2 separate regions of the Homo sapiens genome follow, and region 2 is linked to region 1. Evidence: read pairs that join two places in POLR2A ChIA-PET (ENCODE). Cell type or tissue: Panc1. All regions are shown on one strand. Each heading gives the region's core, and the rest is flanking DNA. Links, peaks and the distances in the headings are about the cores only. Region 1 holds the start of APLP1 (amyloid beta precursor like protein 1). Region 2 overlaps COX6B1 (cytochrome c oxidase subunit 6B1).

The links. ChIA-PET counts read pairs that join two places held together with the same protein. Peaks named below come from ENCODE experiments on the same cell type or tissue, not always from the same donor. Only the 100,000 strongest peaks of a DNase experiment are listed, where the experiment ranks them.
Region 2: POLR2A ChIA-PET joins it to region 1 with 9 read pairs; 3 of 35 experiments call an interaction of 5 or more read pairs at or near these places.

What each region holds. Positions count from the first base shown.
Region 1 is chr19:35,861,010-35,872,935 of GRCh38, reverse strand. It overlaps APLP1 (amyloid beta precursor like protein 1), which reads right to left and starts at 4,362. Exons shown (of 17, transcript NM_001024807.3): 1 at 4,153-4,362; 2 at 3,126-3,269; 3 at 1,908-2,040; 4 at 1,587-1,699; 5 at 1,191-1,324; 6 at 900-1,078; 7 at 323-453. The coding sequence starts at 4,299. It overlaps LOC107985317 (a long non-coding RNA gene), which reads left to right and starts at 3,579. Exons shown (of 4, transcript XR_001753932.2): 1 at 3,579-3,844; 2 at 4,806-5,061; 3 at 6,343-6,449; 4 at 9,935-10,021. It overlaps KIRREL2 (kirre like nephrin family adhesion molecule 2), which reads right to left. Exons shown (of 15, transcript NM_199180.4): 8 at 11,900-11,926; 9 at 11,682-11,814; 10 at 11,295-11,395; 11 at 10,912-11,131; 12 at 10,339-10,443; 13 at 9,900-10,009; 14 at 8,223-8,288; 15 at 5,800-6,779. The coding sequence ends at 6,444. RefSeq lists silencers at 4,122-4,191, 4,282-4,541 and an enhancer at 11,296-11,926. In Panc1, for the core only: no CTCF peak of the experiment used is centred there; a DNase peak (open chromatin) is centred at 2,935; H3K4me3 peaks cover 2,467 bases; H3K27ac peaks cover 994 bases.
Region 2 is chr19:35,656,708-35,665,422 of GRCh38, reverse strand. It overlaps COX6B1 (cytochrome c oxidase subunit 6B1), which reads right to left. Exons shown (of 4, transcript NM_001863.5): 4 at 6,641-6,829. The coding sequence ends at 6,776. Among named protein-coding and RNA genes, the nearest start is that of UPK1A, 5.5 kb to the left of the region's middle. In Panc1, for the core only: no CTCF peak of the experiment used is centred there; no DNase peak of the experiment used is centred there.

The DNA.
Region 1 (11,926 bases), core at 334-5,333:
GTGGGCCGAGATCGCACCATTGCACTCCAGCCTGGGTGTTAAGAGCGAAACTCCGTCACAACAACAACAACAAAAGAAAAAAAAAAAAACCAATAAAGTGAAAGAGTACCATAGACCAGAGTTTCCAGAGAACCTGGTAGCGTCTCAGTGGGATTCTAGAAGGGCCATGGATCTCTGGCCATCTTAGGGGGTGGTGTTGAGAGCTCAAGGTCAAAGGGGCTTAGGGAGCCTTTGGAGGTAGTATCAATGTGTCCTGGAGGAATTTCCTGGTATTTAGGGAGCTCTGTACTGTAGGGGGTCCTGGGGCCCCCAGTATTATCACCTCATTAATCTGGCGCATCCTACGCTCCTCCAGGTCCATCTTGGCCCTCAGGAACCCCTCGTGCTCACTGATTTCCCCAGGCATGCCAAAGTAAATATCCACACCGTCTGTGGGCCTCGGGGTGGGAGTGACTGCAAGACCAGGGATCAGGAGGTCAGTCTGCAGCCCACCTCCAGGTCGCCTTTTCTACCTAGAGAACCACATTTCCTAGAGTGCACTGGAGACCATCATGCACCCAGTTTAGCCACCGCTGCTGCCTGGCATTATGGGAGATGTAGTTCTGGACTGGGCCTGTTCTTGCAAAGCTTAGGAATCCATTACACCATCTTCCAAGCTTTCCTGAAATGATCCTCAAGACCTACCCAATGGCCCCTCTACTCCCAAGTACCCCCAAACCACCCCCTCCCTTGGCAGGTTAGCCCTTCTACTTCTATTTTATCCAAAGATACTCTCGTCTTTTCTCCTCAGTTGGGCCTTTCCCCTATAGGCCCCTCCCAAAGACACCCCCCAGCAAGACTCCCCCAGATCTTTCTCCCTCTATGGTGGAGAGGCCCCAGGGGTTCAGAGACTGCCTCACCTTTGCCGACCACTGCAAGTGTATGGGAGCTTGGGGGTGGGACCGTTTCCTCTTCCTCTTCAGCCTGCGGAGGCTCCACGAAGTAATCATCTACTGGCTGTGGGAAGGATTCCTCCTCTTCCTCGTCCTCAGCCCCCTCTACTCTGCTCCCCGGGGGCCAGGACCGGGTGGAGGGGTCACTGAGGGAGCAGGAGAGGACCCAGGCAGTAAGAACCCAGGCCTGGGCTCCCAGGCTTCCATCCCCTGCCTCAGGAACCTTGAGATGGGCATGGAGGGTTCCCTCCCACTCACCCAACTGCTGTCCCAGATGGGTCGGGGGTCCCTGGAGGGGGACAGCACACATACTCCACACCACGGAACCGATCCGAGCCACAGGGTAAGAGCATGCCCGAGCCGTGCAGGATGAGGCCCTGGGAGCTGCAGGCCTGTAGGAAGAGTGGGCCCAGATGCCAGGATTGTGGGATGGGAGGGGGTAGATGGGGAACTGGGCTGCCAGGGTTGGGGGTTGATGAGGCTGGGAGCCTGGATTCCTGCTTCTAGAGGAAGGGGTTGGGGGATGAAATTCTTAGATCCCAAGTGCGAAGAGGATGCTGGTGGCCCAGACTCCTCGGTTCTGGTGGCGGAGGGTGTTAGAGGTCCCAGTTCCTGGGTTGTGGGGGCTGGGGACGGGTGGGCCAACGTCCTGACCTCCTGTGCCTCCTGATGCCTCCGGGTTGAACTCTCACATTGGTCCATGCGCTCCTGGTGCAAGAACCGGCAGCCTTCAGGCACCAGCAGGGCCTCACTCACAAATTCACCAGCTGGGGAAGCACGGGACACCAGGGTGAGATCCTCCTATAGCCACCAACCCCACCCTCCTCAGAATCCAGATATTTTATCCTCAGAGGCTTCTCTGCCCCACTTAGGACACAAGCACCCAGCCCCTTAATGTAGGCCTGAGAGAGGGGCTCAGAACCTTGCCCCTCAGAAACTCCCACCTCAGTTCCCCTCTCCCCGCCTGGGACTCACGCAGGCAGCGGAAGGGCACAACCTGGTGGTGGGGGTGGGCGCAGCTGCCGCTCCGGGAACCCCCGCACCAGCGCTCCATGGGGATGGCCTGCGTAGCCTGCTCCACACGTGCAATCTGCAGCTCCGGGTACATCTGGGGGGATCAGATGGGGGCAATCAGCCCACTGCCCCGCCCCTGCCAGCCACCCCTCTCCAGTAGTCAGGTCCCTTTTCTCTTTCTTTCTCCCTCTTTCTTTCTTTCTTTGAGACGGAGATTTGCTCTTGTCGCCCAGGCTGGAGTGGAATGGTACAATCTCGGCTCACTGCAACCTCCTCCTCCCAGGTTCAAGCGATTCTCCTGTCTCAGCCTCCTGAGTAGCTGGGATTACAGGCACGCACCACCATGCCAGGCTAATTTTTGTATTTTTAGTAGAGACGGAGTTTCGCCGTGTTGGCCAGGCTGGTCTCGAACTTCTGACCTCAGGTGATCCGCCTGCCTCGGCCTCCCCAAGTGCTGCGATTACAGGCGTGAGCCACCGCGCCCGGCCAGGTCCGTTTTCAAGGCTCTAGTATTCATGAGGACATCGCTTCCCTAGGCCCTGCTTCTCCCTAGCACCAGCCTTAGATATCCAAGCTCCTTGTGCTCATTGGCCACGCCCACTAGCAGTTTTCCCTTAAAAGTCCCGTCATCTTTAAGCCCTATCTCTTTTCCTGTGCTGTTTCTTTCTGAAGGTCCCTCTAAGCCCACCTCTCTGGTCACCCCTCCCCGCAGTCAGATTCGTCTCCCCAAAGGTCTCACCCTCCTTTAGGCCCCGCCTTTTCCTCTATTCCGCCTCTCCAAAACTCTCCCTTCCCGTTATAAATTTGTCTTTTCATGGCCACGCCCCCCCAGCTCTCCGCGCTCTCATTGGGCTCCACCCCTTTCCCCATCTTGCTGGTCCTTAAGGTCTCTTTCTGTCTTAGCCCCGCCTATCCTTTCGCCACTCCCCCCTACACCTCTACTCTTTACAAAGACCACCAGATTCCTAAATTCCACTTCCTCTCTGGCTATCTCGCGGCTCTCCCCTTTTCCTGACTTAGTATCTCAAAACAGGTCCCCTGCCCCTAGCATAGTTGCGCCTCTTTATTGGCCACGCCCCCCAGCCTCCACGCCTTAGATCGCGCAGCACCCTGGACCACGCCTTTTTCAAGTCTAGCTTTCTATGGGCGGCCCCGCCTCTCCCGTTCGGCCCCGCCCACCTGTCTGCAGTACTCCAGCACGCGCTGCGGGTCCCGGAGACAGCGTCGAGAGCGCTGTGGGTCTGGTTCCCAGCGGCCGGTGCGCAGGTCCCGGTGAAGGGTTAGGCGCCCGCATAGTCCAGCCACCTGGGCCGACCCCGGGGCCTGGATGGAAGTGGAAAGGACAGTGAGGGCTCGGGGGGCGTTGGCATGAGGGTCCCCTGGTTCTTTGCTCCCTAGGACCGAGACCCCCAGCACCAGCCCCCTCCCCCAAGCACCGCACACCGCCTCCATGGAGGCACCGTTCCCTGGGAAACAGCTCCCGTAGGGCGGGGGCGCCCCAGCGCTCCCGTTGCTATGGCGACCTGGGTCCCCCGGGATTCTTTCTGCCTTGTTGCCGCGGAGACAGACTCCGCCCCCACCCCAGCGCAGCCGCTCTGGAGCCCGAAGGGGTTAAACCTGAATCGCGGAGGAGGAGGCCAGAACCCAGGAGTTCTGGCCCCTCCTCCCTCCATCCCTTGCTCAGGCTCCCGTTGCAGGATGCAAAGCTGACAAGGCCTGGCTTCAGGGGCCTACAGTCCTGGACACCAGGTCCTTGAGGACTGGAGAGCTACATCTGGTTGGGGTGGGTGGTGACTGAAGGACTGGACTCCTGGGTCCTGGGAGGCTGCAAGGGCCTCCATATGGGTCCAGAGAATACAAGGGGTCTGGATTATTGGATCTAAATGCCTCGCTGCTTGGTGGGTCCTATGTCCAGGCGGGAGGGGGTTGGGGCCGAGTCACCTGGGTCTGGAGAGGGGGCTGGACTTCTGGGACCAGGGGCTCTGAATAGACCAGTTCCTATGCTCGAGATGGGAGGGGGCTGGGACGTCGCATGATGGGGGAGCTGGGGCCTGGAACCCTGGGTTCATAAATGTGATTGGGGGCGCCTGGGGGCTGACCACCTGGCTGGAAAGACCGCGCTTTCTGCCCTGGACATGTCCGCGCCGGCGTCCAGAGACCCGGTCCCGCCCCTTCCCCCATCCCCCAGGACCCGGCCCGGCCTCACCTCGGCCGCGCCGGGGCTCCCACCGGCCAGGCTCCCGATGGCGGGCTGCGCGCGCAGAAGCAGCAGCAATAGTGGCAGCAGCAGCGGCAGCGGCGGCTGGCCCGGGCGGCGACTTAGACCGCGAGCAGCGGGGCTGGCGGGCCCCATGTCCCGGCCCTTGCGCCCTCACGTCCCCTGCACTCCCGCCCGGCCCGGCCCCAGCGGTGACAGGAGCTCCCAGCGCCACCGCCGCCACCTCCTCCTCCCGCCGCCCCCGGGCTGCGCCGGCGCCGCCAGCCCCGCCCCGCGCCGGCCCCGCCTTCCTGGTCAGGACAATAGCGTGGCGGCTTCGCGCAGAGTGGAGCAGCTCGGGAACCCCGGGCGGGAGCCTGCGCCAGGCCCCCGCCCCTCGAGATTCCAGGCGTCCCGCCCCATGAAGGGCCCAGCCAGGAGTCCGGCTATGGGCTCCGCCCGTTGTGGATTTTGAGTCCTCCCGCAGGACTCTCACCCTCTTTAGACCCAGACACTCACAGTTTTGTCCTTTTCCAAGGATGCAAGCATCAGAGACCCCCATCCCCTAGTACATTCCTCTGTTGAGGGCTCAGGAATACAGGCCTCCAAAATGTCCCCAGTCAAGAAGGCAGCAGTTGAGACCTAGTCCCTTCCTCTTTCAGATCCAGAAGTCTGGGCACCTTCTCTCTCAGGACCAGAGACCAAGCCCCCAGCCCATTCTCCTTCAGACCCAGGAGTTCACTCTTCTTGCTCTGCTTCCCAAGGGTCCCAGGGGCCTGGACCTTTAACTCCTAGCTCAAGGATCCATGAACCAAAGCCCCCAGGACCTTTCTTTAAGGATCATCCAAGCAGGCACCAGCACCATGCCCACTGTGGATGCAGCACCTCAGGATTAGGGTCTGGATCTCCACGCTTGCTGTAAGGACCAGGGGATTGCCATTTTCCTACCCATAGTCTCCCCTTCCCTGCTCCACTTCAGGGCTCACTTGTTTGTCTCCTCTAATGAGAGTTAGAATTCAGTCTTCCCCAGGACCCCTGGGGCAGCCCTGTCACTTGTGTGCAACTGTGTGGACATCTATGCGTGTGTCTGTGCATACATGCCTATGTGTGTGTCTTTTCTGTTTGCAACTCATGTGTGTGTGTGCGTGTGTGTGTGTGTGTGTGTGTGTGTGAAGATGTATATTAAAAGAGCCCATGGCTGGGCACAGTGGCTCATGCCTGTAATCCCAGCACATTGGGAGGCCTAGGTGGGCGGATCACTTGAGGTCAGGAGTTTGAGACCAGCCTGGCCAACATGGTGAAACCCTGTCTACAAACAAATACAAAAATTAGCTGGGTGTGGTGGCATGCACCTGTAGTCCCAGCTACTTGGGAGGCTGAGGTGGAAGGATGGCTTGAGCCCAGGATGCAGAGGTAGCAGTGGGCTGAGATCATGCCACTGCACTCCAATGTGGGCCATAGAGCCAGATCTTGTCTCAAGAAAAAAAAAAAAAGAGCCTAGAGTGCTTTGCAGGTAGCAAGAGGCTGAGAGGTGGCTCACAGTTTTACTCCTACAGCCACCTCATAGGCTAGGGTAGAGGAGGGACCTTGGGACAGGTCTAAGGGACCCCTTCCTTGGTGGAGAGTGATAATGCCAGTAGACTCCCTAAGACACACTTGCCTCTTTGACTTTTTTTTATTATTAAACATAAATATTTTTATCCCAATATTTTGCCCCAACAGTGGTAATTCTCACTGTATCCCCACTCCTTGGGTCCAAGTCTTTCTGAGTCTTTAAGGAAAGTAAAATCAAGATGGTGGCCATCTTGGGTTCCTAGGGAGTATATGGCCATCTTGGCTGCATTTCCATTGGCCGAGCAAAGTTCCCCTCAGGGAGAGCCAGGGTGGGGCCTGGTATGCTCTTCATCTTCATCTATCCTATGCTACCTTTCCTCTCAATGCAGATGGTCATCTTGAAATATCTTCTTTCAGTGGCTAGAAACAACTTCCATCCCGGCCCCAAACTCCCAACACCCACTGCCCTGTCCCCATCTCTCCTCAAAGGGCCTACCTGCCATCTTGAATCTCTTTTACACCGGGGAATAGGTGGGCATATTGGGTGGCCATGTTGCTCCCACTTGGGGCATCTCCTTTGGCTGAGCTGACTGTATACAAATGCTCCTGACAAATGTAATGATCTTTCCCTCCCCTTGTGTTCAGTTTTGGAGGAGTAAGGTCGCCAACTTGTCCTGGCTCCTCAGAAATCAGAACAATCCATTATGGCAAGTTGGAGATCCCAGGACTCTTCCATTGGAAAGATGTCACACGTGAGTCTGGAGACGCGGGTGGCTAGGTGTGGGGAAGGCAGCATATGGGAAGGGGGGAGTCCCGGGGGCCAGATCTGGGGGCCCAAAGGATGTGGGTTTGATGTAGCTGGTGAAAGCTCGAGGGTGGGGTGTGGTGAGATAGCCTGCCCTGGCTCTGTAAAGTCTGCAGGGGGGGACCATGCCCAGGTGTGGGTTGAAGTCATAGAAGGTAGGGGTCCCTGGGGGCCCAAGGGGGGAGGGTGGTGGCAGGAAGAGACCTCCTCCAGGGGCTTCGCCAAGGCTCAGGCTCACACTGACTCCTCGGACCTTGTAGTAACCGTTGGTTGGGTCCTGAGGGGACAAATGGGACTCAGTAAAGTCTGTGAGCGTGCAGGGGGGATGAGGGTCACTGATGGAGAGACACACTGAAATAGACCAGACCTTGAGAGAGACAAAAAGAGACAGGAGTGGGCAGAGACACAGAGACACACATGGACTGGGAGAGAGAGAAAGTGAGACAGAGGAACAGTGATAAGAGGCAAATGGATAGGACATAGGCAGAGAAAGGTAGAGACGGAGGGATATAGGCCTGCTGAGGGGTGTCGGTGTGGAAGGTGCAGAGGGAACAGGAGAGAGACACTCACCTGCCCAACAGCCTCTAGGCTTTGATTCAGTGTCACACCCTGTGTTGCTGCTACAAGGCATGTCACTAGGATAGAACTGGACCCTGTCCTCACAGAATCCCACACCAAAGGAAAAATGACAGATCATGAGACAGTACCCAGAGGGGTCAGGGCTGTGCCTGGGAAAGGCATAGGCAATGACAGGGGCTGTGATGGTAGAGCCCTCAGCATAGTGGGTGGGATAAGGAAGCCCAGATCAGAGTGGTCATGGCTGTGATGGGTGGAACACAGGCAAAATGATCGAGCTGTCATGACGGAAGCATGGGCTTCCTAGAACAAGAAATGTCTGAGCTGAGACTGGAGGACTAAAGGAAGGAATTAGGTAGACATGGGAAGGAAGGTAGGAGTGTTTCAGGCCAAGAGAATGGCATGTCGGCTGGGCACAGTGGCTCACGCCTGTAATCCCAGCACTTTGGGAGGCTGGGGCGAGCGGATCACTTGAGGTCAGGAGTTCCAGATCAGCCTGGCCAACATGGTGAAACTCCATCTCTACTAAAAATACAAGAAAAATTAGCCAGCTATTAGGGAGCCTGAGGCAGGAGAATGGCTTGAACCCAGGAGGCAGAGGTTGCAGTGAGCTGAGATTGCACCACTGCACTCCAGCCTGGGCAACAGAATGAGACTCCGTCTCAAAAAAAAAAAAAAAAAAAAGAAGAGAGAGAATGGCATGTGCTAGGTACGCAGGAGAGAGAGAGAGAGAGAAGTGCTCTGGCCTGGGGATGGCCTGGAGTCAATGTGGCTGTCCTGAGGTAGGACCCCAGAGGAAGAACCAGTCTGGGGAGATGTGGGGCCAGTGTAGGACCTGGTGGCTGAAAGGGGGCTTGACCGTGATGAGGAGAGCACAGGCAGGGTGAGCCCTGGTCTGGGGCTCCAGATGGAGGCTAGGGCTGGGACAGATGTGTGGGAAGAGTCTGCAGACAGGCAAACTGAGGCTGGGAGCTGAGTGAGATGGCCCAGGGGGCAGGAGGAGTGGGGTGGGGAGCTGAGTCCCAACTCTGAGGACAACAGAAGGAAAAAGGAGGGGACAGGCGTGGGAGAGAGACGGAAACACAATGAAGGGAGCCCCGCCTCTCCCAACAGTGAAGGGAGCCCCACCCCTCTCAACACTCACCTTGGTCTCCAGAGTCCCTTCCTCCTCCAGAACCAGATCACTGTGGTCAGTGTGCACAATGGGGCCCTGGGGTAGGGAACTTAGTGAGAGGGAATAGTCAGAGGATCCCCCCGCCCCAATGCCAGACCCCAAGGACCTTCAGCCAGCCAGTGGAGGCCAGGCAGGAGGGAGTAAGAGCACCCAAGAGCTGGGGACTGCACTCAGGACAATAAAAGGGCTGTAAGAAGCCAGCACAGTGGCTCATGCATGTAATCCCAGCACTTTGGGAGGCCGCAGCAGGAGTATCACTTGAGGCCAGAAGTTTGAGACCAGCCTGGCTAACATGCCGAAACTCTGTCTCTACTAAAAATGCAAAAAATAGGCAGGCATGGTGGCAGGCACCTGTAATTTCAGCTACTCAGGAGGCTAAGGAACGAGAATCACTTGAACTGGGAGGTGGAGGGTGCAGTGAGTCTGGATTGCACCACTGCATTCCAGCTTGGACGACAGAGCAAGACTCTATCTCAAAAACAACAACAACAACAACAACAACAACAAAAACGGGCTGTGGGGACATACTGGGCCTAGGGAATAATTGGGTCAGGGGCATGGACTTGGGTGACATTTGGGTGTGGGGTCACTGTTAAGACTAGAGCCCTTGGCCGGGCGCGGTGGCTCACGCCTGTAATCCCAGCACTTTGGGAGGCCGAGACGAGCGGATCACGAGGTCAGGAGATCCAGACCATCCTGGCTAACACGGTATACACCTCGTCTCTACTAAAAATACAAAAAAATTAGCTGGACATGGTGGCGGGTGCCTGTAGTCCCAGCTACTCTGGAGGCTGAGGCAGGAGAATGGTGTGAACCCGGGAGGTGGAGCTTGCAGTGAGTCGAGTTCGCGCCACTGCACTCCAGCCTGGGCTACAGACCAAGACTCCGTCTCAAAAAAAAGAAAGAAAGAAAAAAAAAGACTTGAGCCCTCAGGCCGGGCGTGGAGGCTCATGCCTGTAATCCTAGCACTTTGGGAGGTCGAGGCGGGTGGATCACCTGAGGTCAGGAGTTTGAGACCAGCCTGGCCAACATGGTGAAACCCAATCTCTACTAAAAATACAAAATCAGTCAGGCGTGGTGGTGGGCGCCTGTAATCGCAGCTACTCAGGAGGCTGAGGCAAGAGAATCACTTGAACCAGGGAGGCAGAGGTTGCAGTGAGCCGAGATCGCAGCACTGTACTCCAGCCTGGGTGACAGAGTGAAATTCTGCCAAAAAAAAAAAGACTAGAGCCCTCCTACATAAAAAAAAAAAAAAAAAATGGAGACAGGGTCTTGCTCTGTAGCCCAGGCTGGAGTGCATGGTGCAATCATAGCTCACTGCAGCCTTTACCTCCTGTGCTCAAGGGATCCTCCCACCTCAGTGTCCTGAGTAGCTGGGACTATAGGTGTATGCCACCATACCCGGTTCATTTTTTATTTTATTTTAGTTTGTATTTTTGTAGAGATGGGGTCCTGCTATGCTGTCCAGGCTGGCTTTGAATTCCTGGCCTTAAGTGATCCTTGTGTCTCCACCTCCCAAAGTGGTATTACCAACGTCAGGCACCATGCCTGGCCTTAGAGTCCTATTTGAATTTGGGGACCCTCTTGGGACTGGGCTATTATTTAGGTCTGGAGGCACAGTCAGGTCTGGGGACCCTGGCATCCTACCCGGTCCTCGCGGCTGCCTGTCTCCTCTTCTTCAGGACCTCGTGAACTGGAGCCGTCGCTGCTGCCAGGGATTCGCATCAGGTTCTTTTGCTCGGAGAAAGAGGCTGAGGCTGACAAACAGCGACCGGTGGAGTTAAGCGATGGGCGGGGTCACAATGTGTGCAGACCAATAAGCGGGAAGAGAGAGGACTGGGAACCAATGAGGCTGATTGGGTAGGGCTGTTGGAAACCAATAAGAATCATTCCCACCGAGGAGTGTGACCCTGGGAAGGCCTAGTTAGGGCTTAAGGAGGGAACCAGAACGTGAAGGAGAGCTAAGCCCTGTGCAGAGCTGGAAATGGGACTGGAGCCAAGGCCCAAGGCCAGGTCAGGTCACTGGGCAGGCAGGGCGCGTGTGGGGCTGGGGCCTCGGGAGCCGGGGCGGGGCTCAGGCACTAACCCTTGCTGTGGCGCCAGCAGCAGAGGGCCACCCCAGTGATGACCATAAGGAGAGTTGTGGTGGCAGCGGCCACTCCGGCCACTATCCGCACAGTGGGCAGCAAGTCTGCAGGGAGCAGAGGGGACATCCTGAGAAGGCTGAGGGGGAACCAGGAAGCGGGGGCTCAGGGATTGAGTTTGGGATTCCTGGGTTCAAAAGGTCGCACATTTGAAGATTCAAAGGCCCTTGAATTTGGGGTTCCCCAAGTTTGAGAGTGAGTTTAAACTCCCTGGCTTTAGGGAGTCTTAGAATTTGAGGGGTCCTTTACTTTGCAATTTGCTTTGCAATCATTGGAGTTTCCCTTTTTGGGGCCCCTAGGTGTGAGGAGTCTCTCAGTTTAGGATTCAGAATGTGAAGGCATTTGTGGTTGAGGGGTGTCTTGGGAATCAATGAGCCCACAGTTTTGAGACTCCCGAGGTTTGGAGGTCTCCTCTGCATTTGAGGGTATGAGGTTTTGCAGCCCTCGGCTGGGGGATCCCTGCGTTTGTGGGGTTTAGACTCTCCAGATTTGGGGTCTTCGGGCTGGGGTCTCACCTCTACGGCCCAGGCTGGCCTGGGCACCTCCCTCGCCCAGCCGGTTCCGGGCACTGCAGTTAAAGCTCCTGCTAAAGTCAGACTCCTGGGTCCCCGAAATGTGTAGCACAGAGATCAGGCCCGGACCCAGTCCCCCGCGGCTCTCTGGGGCAGGGAATGTCTCCACCAGGAACCGGCCCTGCGACCCCGCCTCCAGGAAGCCCTCATCCCAAGACCAGACCTGGGGGCACAAAAGAGGGAGGACACGGAGGAGACTGAGGAGGGGAGGAAGAAGCAGGAGGGATGTCTGGGAAGTCAGAAATGGTCACAGTAGTTTCGGGGGGCCAGGTGGGAGGTCAGGGATCACGGCTGGATGGGTCACGGGAGGAGTGACATTTCCTTACCACGGCATCTGGGGCGGGAGAGGCGAAAACCAGACACTGGAGGCGAGCAGGGCCCCTCAGGAAGGCAGGCGCAGAGTGCAGGGCGGTCACTACTGGGGGAGCTGGGATGGAGACTGTAGGTCACTCAGAGGAGAGGTCTTGCCCTCCCCAAAGGCTGTAACAAAGCCGGGTCTGTCCAGCGCACTCTCCGCTAACCTCAATCAATCAGGCCACGCCGCCTCCAAACTCCGATTCTCCTAAAAGCCTCGCCTTCAATAGGTCCGGTCTCCAGCCCCCGCTGGGTGTAAAGCTCCTTCCAGGCCACTCCCACTGCATTAGCCCTTGCCCCCTCTGTCCGCTCCCTATCCCAGGACGGGCCAGGTCCCCTAGGAAGCCCCGCCTTCTCACCGTTCACAGTCAGCCGAGCCTCCGCGGCGCCGCCCCGCAGGCCCGATAGCCCAGCCTCAGCTCTGCACACATAGTCGCCTGCGTCCTCGGGCCCCACCGACGGAAGACGCAGTGTGGCTCCAGAGCCCAGCACCTGCGACAGGGAAGGGGCGTCAGAAGCCGGATTTGTAAGGAAGCCTGGTCCCCCTCCAGCCACCGCCTCAGATTTAGGGCTGTACCTGCGCGCCACCGCGGCGGGTCCAGGT
Region 2 (8,715 bases), core at 2,011-7,010, 210 kb after region 1:
TTGTGGATTTGCCCATCTGCGAAATGGGTATCATCAGACCGCTTCCCTGGCGGAGGTGGGGACTGAGCCAGCGCGTGTCCCCAGGGGCCGCCGATGCTGCCCACGAGGCCACGGTCTCTCCGATGCCACGCCCTCGCAGCGCAGGGCTGGCTCCATGCAAAAATGGTGGCCCAGGGCCCCCGACACCGTCCCCAGAACTTCTCAACCCCAAGGCTAGGCCGTGTATTGCCTCTGCTGTGGGAGCAGTGGCTCCCCACTGCGGTGCCTGCGAATTTGGCAAATGACACTGAAAATCCCATCGTCAAGGCACTGGTTTGGTAATAAGATACATGAGATGTTTTCCGATTAAAATGGTTAATTTGGTTTTAGTCAACCCACTTTAGATTTTAAAATAGTTTTTTTGGCCAGTCGTGGTGGCTCACGCCTGTAATCCCAGCACTTTGGGAGGCCAGGGTGGGGGGATCACCTGAGGTCAGGCTGACTAACATGGTGAAACCCTATCTCTACTAAAAATACAAAATTAGCCAGTCGTGGTGGCAAGTGCCTGTAATCCCAGCTACTCAGGAGGCTGAGGCAGGAGCTAATCGCTTGAACCTCGAAGGCAGAGGTTGCAGTGAGCTGAGGTCGTGCCATTGCTCTCCAGCCTGGGTGACAGAGTGAGACTCTGTCTCCACAACAACAACAAAAATCTGTAAAGTGTTTATTCAAGAAAAGCAGCTGAATCTTAGTAAGAGCAGTGAACTTTATGACTTTTTTAAAATTTATTTTTATTTTTGTTTTCTTGAGACAGAGTCTCACTGTCGCCCAGGCTGGAATGCAGTGGCACGATCTCAGTTCACTGCAACCTCTGCCTCCCAGGTTCAAGCAATTCTCCTGCCTCAGCCTCCCGAGTAGCTAGGATTACAGGCGCCCGCCACCACGCCCGGCTAATTTTTATACTTTGTGACATTTTTAATTGGCCTAGTTCCATTCCCCCATTCCAGCTCCATGGTAGCCTTGAATATTAACTGCCAGCATTCTCAGTGGAAACTAGCAGCCTGGCATACACCAAACGGGGCAGAAGAGGATGAAACTCCATAAAAGCCTCACTCCCAGAAAGTCAGAATTATTTGATTCGTCTTATGGTTCCCTGGAAGCCCCTACTTGCAATGTTGTCTGTATTTGACCTAACTTAGAGCTCATACATCGTCAAAATTATTTCCCCAGGGGCATTTGTGAAACACAATTGCATGCAATTGTTTAACTAGGCAGCTGCCTAAGCAATGAATAACAGTTGAGGCCAATAATAGGCTAATGAAACAGTTTAAAAGATAAAGCTGGGGAATGAGAAGGCTTTGAAAAACTCCAAAATATTCTTGGAAATCTAGAAGGTCACATGCATGCATAGGGTTGTGTGCATGCCCAGGAGTATATGCAGGCTCAAGAAAGACCAGAGATGAGAACCCAGTCTTCTTACATTGGGCTGACCTTGAGGATGTGTGCCTTCCTGGGAGAAGTAGTGGCGAAGGCAGAGTTGTCAATTGCCTGGCTGAATGTCGAAAGCATGGCCCACCATGCCTCAGCAAAGGCTAGGAGATTATTGGTTTTTGGAGGCTAAGGAAATCTTTGTCCAATCATTAGCGGAACTAATGCTAAAGAATACTGTCTTTTTTTTTGAGATGGAGTGTTGGCCAGGCTAGTCTTGAACTCCTGACCTCAAGTGAACCTCCCACTTTGGCCTCCCAAAGTGCTGGGATTACAGGTGTGAGCCACCATGCCTGGCCTAAAAGCAGAAATTATTTTAAAAGAACTAAACAGAAACTTGGGACTTGAAAAGTACAGTAACTAAAATGAAAAAATTCAAATGGGCCAGGCGTGGTGGCTCATGCCTGTAATCCCAGCACTTTGGGAGGCCGAGGTGGACAGATCACGAGGTCAGGAGATCGAGGCCATCCTGGCTAACATGGTGAAACCCTGTCTCTACTAAAAATACACAAAATTAATCAGGCATGGTGGTATGGGCCTGTAGTACCAGCTACTCAGGAGGCTGAGGCAGGATAATCACTTGAACTCGGGAAGTGGAGGTTGCGGTGAGCCGAGATCGCGCCACTGCACTCCAGCTTGGGCGACAGAGCGAGACTCCGTCTCAAAAAAAAAAAAAAAGAAAAAATTCAATAGAGGAATAGAGGGTTCAACAACAGATTTGAGTAGGCAGAAGAAAAGATCGGTGAACGTGAGTATAGATCAGTTGAGATGATCAAGTCTAAGGAACAGAAAGAAAAAAGCACGAAGATAAGTGAACAGAACTTCAGAGACCTGTGAGACATCATCAAATAATGGGAATCCCAGAAGGAGAGGACAAAAAGAAAGGGGTAAAAAAGAATATATGAAGAAAGAATGGCTGAAAACTCCCAAAATTTGATGAAAAAAACCATCAATCTAGAGCCAAGAAGCTCAATAATCTTCAAATAGGATAAACTCAAAGATATCCATCACCAGACATATCATAATCAAATTATTGAACGATAAAAAGAGAACCTTGAAAGCAGCAACTGACAAGTGACCCATCACGTATAATTAATCATCAATAAGATTAACAGCTGGGCTGGGTGTGGTGGCTCATGCCTGTAATCCCAGCACCTTGGGAGGCTGAAGCGGGAGGATCACTTGAGCCCAGGAGTTGGAGATCAGCCTGGGCAATATGGGCAAACTCCATCTCTACAAAAGAATACAAAAATTAGCTGGGTGTGGTGGCATATGCCTGTAGTCCCATCTACTTGAGAGGCTGGGGTGGGAGGATCTCTTGAGCCTGGGAGTTCAAGGCTGCAGTAAGCTGTGATCAGGCCACTGCACTCCAGGCTGGGTGACAGAGTGAGGTCTTGTGTCAAAAAAAAAATTAAAAAAAAAAAAATAATAAAATGAGAAAGATTAGAACATTTGGAAAAAATGCAGGCTGGCGTGCGGTGGCTCAGGCCTGTAATCCCAGCACTTTGGGAGGCTAAGGCGGGCAGATCACCTGAGCTCAGGAGTTGAGACCAGCCTGGGCAACATGGTGAAACCCCGTCTCTATCAAAAACAAACAAACAAACAAAAAACTAGCTGAGTATGGTGGTCTATGCCTGTGGTCCTAGCTACTTGGGAGGCTGAGGTAGGAGGATGGCTTGAGTCTGGGCGGCGGAGGCTGCAGTAAACTGAGATTACGCCACTACATGCCAGCCTAGGTGACAGAGTAAGACCTTATCTCAAAAAAAAAAAAAAAGCTGAAAAGGGGAATTAAATATATATTTCCAAATCTGCCCGCATGGAAATTACATTCCAGTGGTGCAATGATGAAGGATAACATTTGGCATGTTAGCGGTAAGTGCTTAAGAAACAAGGCCAGGTGTGGTGGCTCACACCTGTAATCCCAGCACTTTGGGAAGCCGAGCTGGGTGGATCACAAAGTCAGGAGATGGAGACCATCCTGGCCAACATGGTGAAACCCCGTCTCTACTAAAAATACAAAAATTAGCTGGGCGTGGTGGCGCGTGCCTGTAATCCCAGCTACTTGGGAGGCTGAGGCAGAAGAATCGCTTGAACCAGGGAGTCTGAGGTTGCAGTGAGCTGAGATTGCGCCACTGCACTCCAGCCTGGTGACAGAGAGACTCCATCTCCAAAAACTAAAAAAATAAATAAAAATTGAAAAAAGAGAAAGAAACAAAAGGAGTGAAGGGGCACAAAGATGGAGGAGCTGAAGGTGAAGGCTGAGTGGTCAGAGAAGGCCTCGCTAAATGAAGACCTGAAGGCAGTGAGGGGTGAGCTTGTGGACAGCTGGTGGCCAAACATTCCAGGTCGAGCAAACAGCAAGTGTAAAGGATCCGGGGTTGGAGCCAGCCTGGTGTGTCGAAATACATTTGCTCACAGTTCCTGTGCACTGAAGAGGCCAGTGTGGCAGGGGCTGTGTGAGCAAAAGGGCACCATATCCAATCAGATCAATATATTTACAAATACTTCTAGATGCATGAGCTATCTCTAAAGGAATGTACAGGAAACACTGGCACTGGTGGCAAACCCTGGGCAGAATCAGGCAGCTGGACTCAAGGAGTCCAGCACCTTGACTTTTCACTGGCCGTCCTGTTTCATTTGAAATTTTCATGGTGTTGGCTGGGTGTGGTGGCTCATGCCTGTAATCCCAGCACTTTGGGAGGCCGAGGTGGATGGTTAACCTGAGGTCACGGAGTTCAAGACCAGCCTGGTCAACACGGTGAAACTACTCTCTAAATCGCTACTAAAAATACAAAAAATTAGCTGGGTGTGGTGGCAAGCGCCTGTAATCCCAGCGTTTTGGAAGGCTGAGGCAGAATTGCTTGAACCGGGAGGTGGAGGTTGCAGTGAGCAGAGATCACATCACTGCACTCCAGTCTGGACAACAGAGCAAGACTCCATTTCAAAAAAAAAATTTTTTTTTCATGGTGTTTAAGTTCTTTGCTACTTCCAACCCACGCCATAACCTCCCACGATCCCTCAAGCTCCCTGTGTGTGCACTAAGGTCCTGTTTACAGCCACTTTTTTTTTTTTTGAGACGGAGTTTCGCTCTTGTTGCCTAGGCTGGAGTACAATGGCACAATCTCGGGTCACAGCAACCTCCACCTCCTGGGTTCAAGCAATTCTCCTGCCTCAGCATCCAGAGTAGCTGGGATTACAGGCATGCACCACCACGCCTGGCTCATTTTGTATTTTTAGTAGAGACGGGGTTTCTCCATGTTGGTCAGGCTGGTCTGGAACTCCCGACCTCAGGTTATCTGCCTGCCTCGGTCTCCCAAAGTGCTGGCATTACAGGCGTGAGCCACCGCGCCCGGCCCCTACAGCCACTTTTCTTCATGAGCAGCTATTTCACAAGATCTATCTCTGGGGCCATTTTTCTCCATACAAGAATCATCCCTGCTCATGTGAATGCATCAGACAAGTTTGTAACCATTTGAAGTTTTGTTTTTGTTTTTTGGGGATGGAGTCTCGCTCTGTCGCCCAGGCTGGAGTACAGTGGTGTGATCTCAGCTCACTGCAACCTCCACCTCCCAGGTTCAAGTGATTCTCCTGCCTCAGCCTCCCCAGTAGCTGGGATTAGGGGCACGCACCACCACACCTGGCTAATTTTTGTATTTTTATAGTTTTTTTTGTATTTTTAGAAGAGATGGGGTTTTACCAGCTTGGCCAGGCTGGTCTTGAATCCCTGACCTCGTGACCCACTCGCCTGGGCCTCCCAAAGTGCTAGGGTTACAGGTGTGAGCCACCACACCCCGGCCATTTGAAAGGTTTTGAGGACACACCAATTCAGCCATAAGAGTGTTCCGGCTGGTCATGCTAGCTAGGTCCCTGTTGACGAGTCTGTTGGGGATATTCTGGGCTGTTATTGTGTGGCAATTCTTTTGGGGGCACCATGAAGAACAGCTCTCAACTTGGCCTACTTAAATGACTTCCAACTACCATCATGATCAGCATGAAAGAGCAGGTCCCAACACGGGGAGAAGTTACACATTGTGCAGGAGATTGCTTATTAGATATTAAGAACTCTTTTTTTTTTTTTTTTTTTTTTTTGGTGAGATGGAGATTTACTCTTGTTGCCCAGGCTGGAGTGCAATGGCATGATCTCGGCTCACCACATCCTCTGCCTCCCAGGTTCACGCGATTCTCCTGCCTCAGACTCCCGAGTAGCTGGGATTACAGGCATGTGCTACCATGCCTGGCTAATTCTGTACTTTTAGTAGGGACGAGGTTTCGCCATGTTGCCCAGGCTGATCTTGAACTCCTGACCTCAGGTGATCTGCCCACCTCAGCCTCCCAGAGTGCTGGGATTACAGGCATGAGCCACTGTGCCCGGCCATTAAGAACTAATTTCTTAGGTGTAAATAATTATGTTAAAAAAATAGGTATCTCCAGGCAGGAGAATAGTTTGAACCCAGAAGGCAGAGGTTGCAGAGAGCTGAGATGACACCACTGCACTCCAGCCTGGGCAACAGATTGAGACTCTGTCTCAAAAAAAAAAAAAAAAAAATTGTATCTCCAAGAGATACATATAGTTTCTTATTTCTGGATAAAATATAATCTTTATGTATTTTATATTATATTATAATCTATATAATTTGCTTTAAAATTATGTAGGGTGGTTGCACACATAGGAACTTAGGTTATTCTGTATAATCAACTATTTGACTCATTGACTGGCACAGAGAGGGTGGCCAAGGTTCAATAAAATTAAGTTAAAAAACGCTAGGCATGGTGGCTCATGCCTGTAATCCCAGCACTTTGGGAGGCCGAGGCAGGTGGATCATCTGAGGTCAGGAGTTTGAGACCAGCCTGGCCGACATGGTAAAACCCCATCTCTACTAAAAATACAAAAATTAGCCAGGTGTGGTGGGGTGTGCCTGTAGTCCCAGCTAGTCGGGAGGCTGAGGCAGGAGAATCGCTTGAACACTGGAGGTGGAGGTTGCAGTGAGCAGAGATCGTGCCATTGCACTCCAGCCTGCGTGAAGAACGAGACTCCATCATAAAAAAAAAAAAAATTAAATTAAATTAAATAAATAAAAACAAAACAGAGAAAATACTCATTCAAGCCCCTCCCTGGTCAGGGCACTGATTCCAGCCCAGCTTCTTGCCACTGCCTGGCCCGTTCACACGCATAGTCTCACTTTTCCAATGAGTTTTTATTAGCAGGTAAGTCATGATTTAGGATCCTGGGGTGGGGATCACTGGGTACCAGGTCCCCCTTCACCATCCTGGGAGAAGGATGGAGGACAGAGGAAAGGGAGATGCAGCCAGTTCAGATCTTCCCGGGAAACGTGCCTTCAGCCCGTTGCTCATCCCAGTCTGTGACCTGTGGAAAGACAGTGTTATTCCCTCCGCAGTGGGGAAACTGAACGGATGGACTTCTTATCTTCCTCACTTTGCCCACCTGTTTGTTCAACCAATATCCACAGGTACCTGCTGTGTGCCAACCTCTATTCTAGAGGCCGGGGAATCAGCAGTGACCCCAAAAGACAGAAATCACTGTTCTGAACAAGCTGACATGCTGGGAGGAGAGTAATGGGCAGGAAAACCCCAGGCCCACTGCAGAGCTGTCGATGGGGAGATGTGTCACTGTACAGAGCTCCAAGGGTGGGCCCTGCTTTGAAAACCTCAAGTCAACACTATGCTGTTTGTCCAAACAGGGGAGATGGAATAGCAGGCAGCTGTGAAAAAAAACGAGGCTGATTTATGTTCTGGCATGAATGGATGGATCTTCAAGATACATAGTCAAGTGCAAAAAAGGTGCCAAACAATACACAGTGCAATCCCACCACTGACCACAGGCGATGCTCAGTATAAACAATGATGGAGGCTGGGTGTGGTGACTCGCACCTGTCATCCCAGCACTTTGCGGGGCCGATGTGGGAGGACTGCTTGAGCTCAGGAGTTTGAGACCAACCTGGACAACACGGCAAGACCCCCATCTCTACAAAAAATAAAAAATAAGCCGGGCATGGTGGCTCACGCCTATAATTCCAGCACTTTGGGAGGCAAAGGTGGGAGGATCGCTTGAGCCCAGGAGTTTGAGACCAGCCTGGTGAATGTGGCAAAACCCTGTCTCTACAAAAAATACAAAACTTAGCCAGGCATGGTGGCATGCACCTGTAGTCACAGCTACTAGGGAGGCTGAGGTGGGAGAACTGCTTGAACCCAGGAGTTCGAGGCTGCAGTGAGCTATGATGCTACCACTGCACACCGCACTCCAGCCTGACAGAGCAAGACTGTCTCTAAAAAAAAAAAAAAAAAAAAAATGAAAAGGCCCATATAAGGCCTATGTCAAGTTAACACTCCCTGAAAGTAACACTCTACTCTTTGTGGACCTCACAAGCAGTTACAAGCATAAACGTTTTTATATACATACACGCTCACATTTTATGCTATAAGGCAGGGGTCCCCGAGCCCCAACCAGTGCCTACCAGGTACTGGTCTGTGGCCTGTTAGGAACTGGGCCCCACAGCTGGAAGTGAGTGGCAGGTGAGCGAGACAAGCTTCAACTATATTTACAAGCACTCCCTAATGCTCGCATTACTGCCTGAGTTCCACCTCCTGTCAGATCAGCGGCAGCATTAGATTCTCTTAGGAGTGCGAACCCTATTGTGAACTGCGCATGTGAGGGATCTAGGCTGCATGATCCTTATGAGAATCTAATGCCTGATGATCTGTCACTATCTCCCATCACCCCCAGATGGGACCATCTAGTTGCAGGAAAACAAGCTCAGGGCTCCCACTGATTCTATAGTATGGTGAGTTGTATAATTATTTTATTATATAATGTAATAATAACAGAAATAAAGTGGACAATAAATGTAATATGCTGGACTCATCCTTACACCATCCCCAACCCTGTCTGTGGAAAAACTGTCTTCCATGAAGCTCATCCCTGGTGCCAAAAAGGGTGAGGACCACTGGTGCAAGAACGAACAGTGGATGAAAGCATGGATAACAGAGAGGCTGAATCTGAATCCCTGCTCCATCACTTCCTAGCTGTGTGACTTTGGGCAAGTTACTCAACCTTTCTGGGCCTCAGTTTCCAATTTTGTAAAATGAGGATACTAACAATAGTACCTACCTCATACGGTTGTGTTAGCATGTTGACCTTATGTGATGTAAAGTGCTAACATGGCTGGGCGTGGTGGCTCACGCCGGTAATCCCAGAACTTTGGGAGGCCGAAGCAGGTGCATCACCTGAGGTCA